Linked DNA regions of Homo sapiens: region 1 is linked to region 2. The links are chromatin contacts, found by Hi-C or POLR2A ChIA-PET in ENCODE. All regions are on one chromosome and are shown on one strand. Each heading gives the region's core, a stretch centred on a gene start or an enhancer-like site at or near the end of the contact. The rest is flanking DNA. Distances are from core to core; before and after follow the strand shown. Region 1 overlaps GALNT10 (polypeptide N-acetylgalactosaminyltransferase 10). Region 2 overlaps GALNT10 (polypeptide N-acetylgalactosaminyltransferase 10).

Region 1 (4,978 bases), core at 368-2,867, 130 kb after region 2:
TTTGACTAAGGGGGTTAGGTCCAATTCCCTCAGATCTGCTGTGTCCTTGATGTTTTCCAGCTGCTGAGACAATAGGCCCATAGATACCAAAAGCTCCAATACACACCTTTTCCTGGCAACTCTTATGGTGGTAGGAAAGACAACTAAAAAAGGCCCTCTGGAGTCTTTGGGAGAAGGAAATTGGCTATTTGGGAATAACCTCTTCCTCCACCTATTGGTACTTCAGAGATCTCAAGTCAACAGAAAATGATTCTGGTAATGATCTATTGAGGTAAGCAATGCAATGATAGTCCTGTGTATAAAACCCTGGGCACATTGTTGTCCATTCTCAGAAGGCTAGTAACAATAGCAATAGTAACCATGGTATGTCATGCAGAGTACTAGCCTTGGGTCAGGGGCCGTGGCAGAGGACCACCTGTCTCAGGATCAAGTGGGCCACCTTTTAACATTATAGGTTCCAGGCTGTGCCCTAGGCCAGGGTTTTTCAGATGGTAGGAGTAGACTCATTGGAAGGTCATAAAATCAGTTTACAGGGTCATCATGTCCAGGATTTTAACAAAAATAGAATACAAGAGGATAGAATAGAAAAAAATAAATGTATCCCAGTGAATCACACCTTGTATTTCAGTTATATGTGTGTGTATACTTTTGTATATATTTGTTTCAGGTCATGATGTAAAATGTATTTCTTTCTATGAGTCACAGTCAAAGGTTTGAAAGCCACTGTTCCCAGACATGTAGAATCAGAATCTGTGAGACTACCTCAGCATCTGTGTGGAAACCAGTTTCCCTGGGGGTTCTTGGGGCTGAGGTTTGAGAACCTTTGCTGTGAGCCCTATTGGGATATGTGTTCATTTGTCAGACCTTTTCTCACTTGAAGGTGAGAGGACGGAAACAGAGCAGCCAGGCTAGGTGGGGACCAGTGTGAATCTGAGGGCTGTGCTCAGAGACAGGAGGAGGGATGGGAGGGCACCCAAGCCAGCACCCACCCGCTCGCAGGTTTGCTGGGGTAGGGGGCAGAATAGTCTTGGATTCCTTAAAGAACTTCAGTTTTGGCCAGGCACAGTGGCTCACACCTGTAATCCCAGCACTTTGGGAGGCCGAGGTGGGCGGATCATGAGGTCGTGAGATCAAGACCATCCTGGCTAACATGTTGAAACCTCGTCTCTACTGAAAATACAAAAACAAAATTAGCTGGGAGTGGTGGCGGGCACCTGTAGTCCCCGCTACTCAGGAGGCTGAGGCAGGAGAATGGCATGAACCCAGGAGGCGGAGGTTGCAGTGAGCCGAGATCGCGCCCCTGCACTCCAGCCTGGGTGACAGAGCAAGACTCCGTCTCAAAAAAAAAAAAAAAGAGAGAGACTCAGTCTCAAAAAAAACAAAAAGAAGAACTTCATTTTTCTATTATTCTAGCAGGAAACATGGGATTCTGGTTTTGATCATTTAGAGTTCCTAATATGATCAAGATGGCCTAGGTTGATTTTTCTAAACTCACCTTCGGCATTATGTCACACCAGTGATCTGATCCTCAAACCTTTAGCATGCCTAGGAATCACAGGGAAGGCTTGTTAAAATCCGGCTCAGTGGGCCCCACCCATCTGCTTCAGTAGGTTTAAGGTGAGGCCTAAGAATGGACATTTCTACTAAATTCCCAAATAATGCTGATGCATCTGGTCTGGACTCACACTTTGAAAACCACTGTGTGAGATCACCAGAAAGGAATGTACCCAGCATAGATCCTGGCACAGCAGGAGCTCAGGAAATGCTTTCTTGATTAAACTGGACTGAATTCTCCTCAGCAGAGATGCTCTCGCTGAGGTTCAGTCGGCTCTCTGCTTTCAATGGTGCAAGAAATGGCTGGTTGATATTGAATTGTATGCTTTAAATGGGTGAATTGCATAATATGTGAATTATATCTCAGTAAAGCTGTTATCAAAAAGAAGAGGAGGAGGAAAGGAAGGGAAAAAAAAGAAATGGCCGGCTTTCCAAGCTGCTCATCAAAAGTGTCCATTATGCCTGAAATTGTCTTACAAGCGGACTCATGTCAAAGGAAAACAAAGGTCCTCTAGCTGAACTCTGAGCTTCCTTTCAGCTCTGCCACTCTCTAAAATTCCTCCTGGGGCTCTGAGCCAGAAAAAGTATGTCTTTCCTGAAGGGCTGATCTGTTTCCCTTTTCCAAACAGTAAATGATGCTTAAATGCCTGTGCATTTCACCTGCCAAAACCCGTCCTGATATAAACATAGCTTTCCTTCTCAACTTGTCTTTTTAATTTTCCTGCTGTTTATATTTACCTGTCTATAAGTTTTTCAAGCAAGGGAAAGCCTTAGACATCCTAGAGGACTAGGGTTGGAAACTGGTATTTGCCAGGCAGAATAGAGAGACTGAGGGCATTGAGAGGTGGTGTAGTTGCATGGTTAATAATAACAGCTTTGGAATCAGAAATACCTGCTATGATTCCTGGCTGTCACCTACCAGCTGTCTGAAAACAGATTCACACAAAACTTCTATGAGACTCATTTTCTCTTTGTCTAAGAAAGTTGTCACAAGAGAGTGGTCACTAAGAGAGTTGTCACAAGAATGAAATGAGGCCAGGTACAGTGGCTCATGCCTGTAATCCCAGCACTTTGGGAGGCCGAAGTGGGTGGATCACTTCAGATCAGAAGTTCGAGACCAGCCTGGCCGACGTGGCGAAACCCCATCTCTACAAAAAATACAAAAATTAGCCAGGCATGGTGATGCAGGTCTGTAATCCCAGCTACTCAGGAGGCTGAGGCAGGAGAATCACTTGAACCCAGGAAGCGGAGGCTGCAGTGAGCTGAGATGGCACCACTACACTCCAGCCTGGGTGACAAAGTGAGACCTCGTCTCAAAAACAAACAAAAAAAACCCCAAAAAGAATGAAATGAAGCAATGTGTATGATAGACAGCAACAGGGCCTAGGCACGTGGTAAGCACCTGACAAATCTTGACGATGATAAAGGTGAGGGCCCACCTCATCTTAACATTTCCTTTGGTTGGAAACACCGGAGTATCAAAACAGGATAAAAGATGATGCTGTTTACTAACGTGTACCCTCCTCTCTCTCCAAATGGATTGCCAGTACCTTGTGACACACCAAGATTTACAAGTGAATAAGTCTATCCCAGGAAACAGATGAACTATGGTGCTTTAAGAGCAGAAGCCAAGCAGAGCCAAGATTTGACAAGACCCGGGACACCTACAGGTCCCAGAGCCAGTCCAAGCCTCTGCAAGGTTAGCAGCACCCCAGCAGCCAGAGAACCAATGCTGGTGATGCTGCTGACTCATCTGGTTGGTGGCCCCCTCCCTGCTTCCCTTCTGCTGCTCCTCCTCTTCTTCCCTCTTGGGCTGCTCCATGGGGTGCTCTCCCAGATGCTCTGCGTCCTGCCAGAGCATGGGACAGTAGAGCTCTTCTACTTTTGGCGCTCCTCAGTGCTGTTTCTGCAAGGCTCAGTGGCATCAGAGATTGAAACTCTGAAATATTCCACTTGGGAATTGATCTGATTACACAGAGTAGTGAAGATTCCTGAACGAAGCAAACTATATCTGAGTCCTATCTTCAGCACATAACTTGTTAGCTGTGTAGCCTTGGACAAGAAATGTTTTCTGGACCTTGTCTTGAAGTGAAGGTGTTGAACTGGGACCTGCTTCCCTCACAGGGTTGTGAAAATCAGATGAGATGAAGGTTCGCAGACGCCTCTGGCTTGGGTGCTAGGCACGAGGACACCCTGGTGAGAGGAGCATTCACAGAACTTGCCCTCATAAGCTTAGGGTTGAGTGAAAGAGACAGTGAGGAATTCCATAAATATGCAGGGTAATCTGAGCTGAGTGCCTTGAAGGATGAGTTCCAGGCCTTTGCAAGGGGCTGACCTAGGAACCTGCTGTGGTTTGGGTACATCAGGAAAGGCTTTGTAAGGAGTTGAATTGGCACTGGGATCTGAAGGATGAGCAGGAGTTAACTGGGAGGAATTGTATGGAGGCTTTGGGATGTCAACCAATCCAGGTAGAAGGACGAGCACGGGCAGAGAACCTGAGGCTGAAGGAGACATCCTGGGGCCTTTGAACACCAGAAATAAGATAGTAAGGGAGGGAGCATCGTTGAGGGAGGGGGCAAGACGAGGCTGAAGAGGGAACAGAGACTGACTGTGCACACCTTGCCATATGACCTTTCTTCCAAGAGCCAGGGGAAGCCATTGAAGGGTTTAAATTTAAGCAGGAGAGTGGAAGAGTGACAAGATGCAATGTACTGCTGCTTTTAAAGACTGCTCGAACTGCTACAAACAGACTAGACTACAGAGGGGCGAGCCCTAGCCAGTGCAGTAGGCCGTGGAGTGCAGTGCTCCAGACCAGGCTCAGCAGAGGCTGCCAGCAGGCTGTATTCCTGCCATGTCACTGTCACAGTGCCAGTGTGTGAGAATCTTACTGCTCCTATCTTAGTTTCCTAGGGCTGCTGTAACAGAGAACCAAAAACTGGATGGCTTAAAACAGAAGTTCATTCTCTCACAGTTCTGGAGCCTCCAAGTCCAAAATCAGTGCCATGCTGTCTCTGAAGTCCTCGGGAGGATTCCATGCCTGTTCCCAGCTTCTGGTATTGCTGGCAAGCCTTGGCATTCCTTGGCTCATAGACTCACTACTCCAGTCTCTGCCTCCATCATCACACAGTATCCTCTCTGTGTGTCTGGGTCCAGATTTCTCTCTTCTTAAAAATATACCAGCCATTGGATGAGTGCCCACCCTAATCCAGTATGACCCCGTCTTAACATAACTACATCTGCAAAGACCCTGTTTCCAAATAAAGCCACATTCACAACAACCAGGGGTTAGGACTTCAATATGTCTTTTTGGGGGACATGATTCAAGCCACAACAACTCCTCCTTATGCCACAGTCCACCCGGTAGAACCATCATCAGAGTCCTAAGAACCCTTCAGACCAGACAGGAGGGAGAGGCTCCACTTTA
Region 2 (5,236 bases), core at 1,503-4,002:
TAAATGTATCCATCTTTAAATGAGCTACTTTCCATATTTTGGTCATTGCACATTAAACACATTTTTAATCAACTTGTTTTAGGCTTAAATTGTAGGCTCCTCTGGTCTTCTTTTTAGCATCTGTTAGAAGTATTTTTAAAAGCTCTGCCTGAATTCATGGGGAGCCCCTGTAAACCCACTTGAAAGCAGATTTCATCACTAAAAACCCACAAAACACCTCAGTGTGAGTGGAGGAATCAGGATGTAATTTATGGCGTCCACTTCTTGCTGCCATTTGGCATTTTGCAAACTGCCATTGCCATTAGCTGTCACTTTTGAGTATTTATGATCTTGCGGTTGGAGCACTTTGATTCTCATAACAGAAACAGGGTCACATTTAGAAAATGTACCCTGGAAAATGTACCACCGAGCTGGAAACTGAGATCCCCCAGGGTGGTTGATGGATGGGGCTGCACAGGGGAAGTGTGGCCTGCCAGCCAGGCTGCGCTGTGCCCTTTCCACATACCACAGTTGGAAGCTATCTTTGTGTCTCAGGCCTCAGCCTGCCAGGCCTGGGCTTTCTGCTTGGCAGTGTCTAGGGGTCTGGGGCAAAAAGATGTGTAGCTAAATACCAAAACCATTTTCCATATGGATGCCCTTCACAGCCGTGAGATTGGCAAAGATAGAGCTAGGATTTGGCAGGAATTCCTCCATGGTCCTAAACTGGTTCTTTGTGTCCCAGGTAGCAGAGAGTTTGGGATCTTGCAAGTGAGGAAGCATGAGTTAAGTGTGGCACCAATATACTGAACTGGCAAGAGGCAGGACATTGTCGCCCCCTTTGGGCCTCAATTTTTTCTCTGCTAAATGGGAGGATTTGGTTTTGGTGAGCTCTGAGGACCATTCTTTCAGCCCCATTGAATCTCTTGATTTCAGAGAGGTGCTTGACTGTGAAATTATTTGGGATTTTTGGTCAAAAGAAGTTGAGCGTTTTGAGAGGAGAGAAGAAATTGCATTTAAGTTGTGGGGTTTTTTTTTGTTTTTAAATCCAGGCTATTCATTGTGTGTGAAAAAGAATACCATCTCCATCACTGTAATGCATCCGCACGCTTGTGAGAATCTGTCTACCAAAGAGTCTGAGGTGAGGATGCAAGTCCTGACTCGGCTATCTCTGTGAGACCTTGGACAGATCCCGGTTCCCCTTGCTTTGTTTCTCCAATTGGGAAATCCCTGCAGGATACTGCATTACATTAGGTTGCTATGTCTTCTTAAGCTCCTCTTGGCTGGGACAGTTTATCAGACTTCACCTTGTTTTTGAGGAGCCCTGGCCAAGCATTTTTTTAGAATCTGTTGGAATTTGTCTGATGTTTTTCTGATGCGTAGATGGGGGTTATGGGTTTGGGGAGCAAGATTACAGAGGTAAAGTGCCATTTTCCTTGCATCACATCAAGGATACCTACTATTAACATGACTTATCACTGTCGATGTTGACCTTGATCACCTGGTGAAGGTCGCGCCTGCTAGATTTCTCCACCGCACCATGACTCATGTTTTCTTCTTTTTCATACTGTACTCTTTGAAGGAAGTCATTATAAGCTGCCCTTGGCCTCCTCTTTTGAGAAGGCTTTTGGGGCCATTTGTTTATTTCATTAAACATTATTGGCTGCTGCCTGCATACCCGGCACAGTGTTGGGTACCAGGGTTGTGGAGTTACATACGTAAGACATGGCCTGTGCCCTTGAGGCATTTGGGGTCTAGAAGGCAACACAGACACATGTAGCAACAGTTACAACAACCCAAGGAAAGTGCAGTGAGAAGTTCCCACAGGCGTGGAAAGGAAGTCGCCTCACACCAGGCTTTTCTGTTTTCTGTTTCCGTGCTTTAAGTGAATTTTCTTAATGCCCTCTATTTCCTTCAACCATAAAGTTTTAAATGTTAAAAAAAAAAAAAAGCCTAGCTTATTTCCTTTCCATAGTTATCCTGAGACTCCTGGATATTATTTTTTAGGCATTTGCATAGCACTTTCTCTGGTGAAAGCATTTTTTAGTCATTAATTAGTAATCCACATTAATATGCAGATTGAATTAATCTATTTCAGGCAGAAGTCTGTCTTGAGGAAGCAAAATAGCTTAAGTGTTATTTCTCCCCACGTGCATCTTCTCCTTCTCCCCCTGCGCTTTACCCTGGTCATTATTAGGATTATTGCTGTGATTATTAAACGCTGATTGAGCACTGGAAGTGTCTGCGGTGCTTCGAAGAACTCCAGGGAAGGCAAGTCCCTGCTCTCTGGACGCAGAGCTGCACAGAGGCTGCCGTGGGGGATTCATTAGCACTGGGAAAGCGAAATTGGCCTCATAAATAGTCATCCTCAGGAAACAGTTTCAGCTGTCCTATTTTTATTTTAGTTGTACTAAGCTGAATTCCTTCTTGGCTGTTATTGTCTGAGGATGTTGGCTTTTACCTTCAGAAAAAAGTATATCCTTCATAATATGACTACCATTTATTGTGCTGTTACTGTGCACCAAGTGTTCGGCAAACTTTGTATTTGATTCGCACCAGCCTCATGGGGGAGGTTCTGTTATTTTCCTCCTTGTAGAACTGAGGAAGCCGAGTCTCAGGGAGGGGCGATCTCAGGGCTGGTCAGTGTCAGAGCTGAGCTTTGAATTCTTAGCCATATAGCTCCAGAGCCTTCCCTCTTAGTGCTTCTCTTTACCTCACCATTCAGTGCCTTCCCAGCCTCACTGCCCACTTTGTTTCTGTATCTTCACATCTTCCTTCCTCTTCTTGTTGGTCTCTGGGGAATACAAGTCTTTCTGAGATAACTCTGCAGGGTAAGTACTGTCTTTATTTATAGTAGGGCTGGCTCAGGAGTCCTCTGCTGCCACTGAAGGAGGTTCTCTCGCCTCCCTTCTGCCTACCTGTCCTTCTGTGCACAGTTCAGGGTCATCACCCTGGGCAGGGCACGTATAAGGCAGGGGTCCCCAACCCCCAGGCCACGGACTACCTTTCAGGAACTGGCTGGCACAGCAGGAGGTGAGCGGTGGGGCGAGCAAGTGAAGCTGAGCTCCGCCTCCTGTCAGATCAGCTGTGGCATTAGGTTCTCATAGGAGCCAAACCCTATGGTGAACGTGCATGCAAGGGATCCAGGTTGCACACTATTTCTGAGAATCTAATAATAAATGTAATGCACTCCCCTCACCCCCCGGACCCCGGTCCCCATCCGTGGAAAAATTGTCTTCCACAAAACGAGTCCCTGTGCCAAAAAGATTGGGGGACTGCTGGTATAAGGTCTCTGCCATTAATCGAACATCATTTATTGGCTAGTGCTGGGGTTACAGATGTGAACCGCCCATTCCTGTCCTCAACCAGCTCACAGTCTACTGAGGGAAGAAAACACCTTGAGTTCCAGGTGTCCCATTAATTGGGCACTTCTGTTTCTGGCCTTGTAGTAATAGATATCTGTGTTTTAATAAGCAATTCCCACATGCCAGACCTTCTGCTCATAGATTGATATCCATGACTCTTGTTGATTCCTCATCCCCTCCTTAGTGAGTGAGTGTTTTGTTCTCCCCATGTAACAGGTAAAGAAACTAGAGCTCTTAGAAGACTGAATTGCTTAAGAAGAGACATTTGGGACTTGGCAGAGCTGCTTTTCAAACTCAGATCTGCCTGAATCCAGAAGCTCCCTTTTGAGTTACCTTGATTGCTTCCCTTGTAGTGTTGCCCATGTGTGTATGAGAATGTGTATTCGTGTATACACAGGCTTACACTTACCATACATCAGGCACAGGACTAGGTCATTGCTATCCTTATGGGCCTGCCATCTGGTGGGGTGACAGACAGACACAAAAATAACCCTCAAATTTGATTATAGATACTACTTGACCTTGGGCAAATCTCTTAACTTCTCTCAGTCCTAGTGTCCTCACCTATAAAATGACGATAATAAAACCTATGTCCCAGGATTATGATAAAGAGTGGAACAGAGGAAGTACATAAAGCACTTAGTATATAGTAGACCCAATACACAATAGCACTGACTGCAAGTGTTAGTGAGGTCATAATCCCAGGTTAGAGTACTCAGTATGGGGTCAGCTTGACACAATTTTGTGGACTTCTCAGTCATTGGTCTTAGAGCTACAATGAGTTCTTCAGATACTTAAGGACATGGATCATTTCTGATAGTTTTCTGTGTCCTGGGTTAAGAGGGTGAACTTTCCTAGCAGACAAGATGGATGTGTACTCAACACCTAATAAATGCTATTAATTGATTGAAAACAACCATTATATTTTGTGGCTGGGGAAGTTGGGAAAAATCATGCAAGTGTAGCTGAAAGTATTTTATTGAGTAATCTTGAGCGTTGATAAGAGTCCAGTTCCTTGGATAAGGAAAGAGAAATTCAAGGCCAGGTACACAAAACCAATGAGAAGGTGCTATTTCACTGTGGTATGGAGCAGAGTTAGACCTGGGGTTGAGGCCCTCTCAGACGCTTCCTGGCTGTGTGACCTGGGCAAAATATAGCAGAGCCTCAAGTGTCCTCATTTGTAATTTGAAGGAAAAAATACCTGCCTTGCAAAATTGTGGAGATCAAATAAGGTAATGTTCAGAATGCATTTAGTACAGCTTTCCAGTGAGGAGTAGAGCTTAAATGCTCAGTAAATGGCTGGAGGTGTTGCTTTGAGGGGGCCTCTTGCTCAGATTTGGAGCCCCACGGTGTTCTGCCTGATAGATGGTCTATTTCAGATTCCTGTCATTCTCGCTTTTGACTGAGGTTTTTCTGGAAATGTCCATGGAAAGAATGTGCTATTGCCAGTTAGACGAGGCCTTCTGGAGAGGCCCTACCCCAGCCCATTCCTAAGGAGTATGGGTTTGGTGTTTGGCAGTTCCTTAGAATTCTGGGCCCCAGCTGAGGGGCAGAGCTGTGGGATTAGCCAGTTCAGAGTCACTGAAATGTGGAAAGGGGCAGAGAGGGGTGGGGTATAGAGGACAACAGCAACATAATCTCATTATAGAAAGTTCACGAAATGCAGATAAGTGCAAACAAAAGAAATTTCCCAGTAATTGTGACCATCCAGAGATAACCATAGTTGCATTGCATATATCTGTTCACATTTTTAGCATGCAATTTATATATTTTTAAGGAGATAATAGAGAGGTTTGTGTTAACAAGGTTTTTTTTTTTACATGTATCAAAACATCACATTGTACTCCATAAATACATATAATTATTGTGTCAACTAAAAATTAAAACCAAGCTTT

What was found. Hi-C counts contacts between places; a loop is a spot of excess contacts on that map. ChIA-PET counts read pairs that join two places held with the same protein, here RNA polymerase II (POLR2A). Pooled maps may share reads with other maps.
Region 1: a pooled map shows a loop between it and region 2 (3-fold over the local background). The contact joins two enhancer-like sites. A Hi-C loop is called at or near these places in 2 of 168 maps with a recorded cell type or tissue (PC-9 and ascending aorta), 1 of 37 single-sample maps with no recorded cell type and 8 of 50 pooled maps. POLR2A ChIA-PET finds 5 or more read pairs at or near these places in 3 of 52 experiments (A673, CD4-positive, alpha-beta T cell and MCF 10A).

What each region holds. Positions count from the first base shown.
Region 1 is chr5:154,366,519-154,371,496 of GRCh38, forward strand. The region is part of intron 4 of GALNT10 (polypeptide N-acetylgalactosaminyltransferase 10); the gene reads left to right. Among named protein-coding and RNA genes, the nearest start is that of MIR1294, 22 kb to the left of the region's middle. RefSeq lists an enhancer at 3,522-4,180. Within about 2 kb of position 1,618, at least 15 of the 41 ENCODE cell types and tissues checked have a DNase peak (open chromatin) inside an H3K27ac peak, as active enhancers do.
Region 2 is chr5:154,236,384-154,241,619 of GRCh38, forward strand. All of the region lies in intron 1 of GALNT10 (polypeptide N-acetylgalactosaminyltransferase 10), which reads left to right. Among named protein-coding and RNA genes, the nearest start is that of GALNT10, 48 kb to the left of the region's middle. RefSeq lists an enhancer at 1,497-1,546. Within about 2 kb of position 2,753, at least 2 of the 41 ENCODE cell types and tissues checked have a DNase peak (open chromatin) inside an H3K27ac peak, as active enhancers do.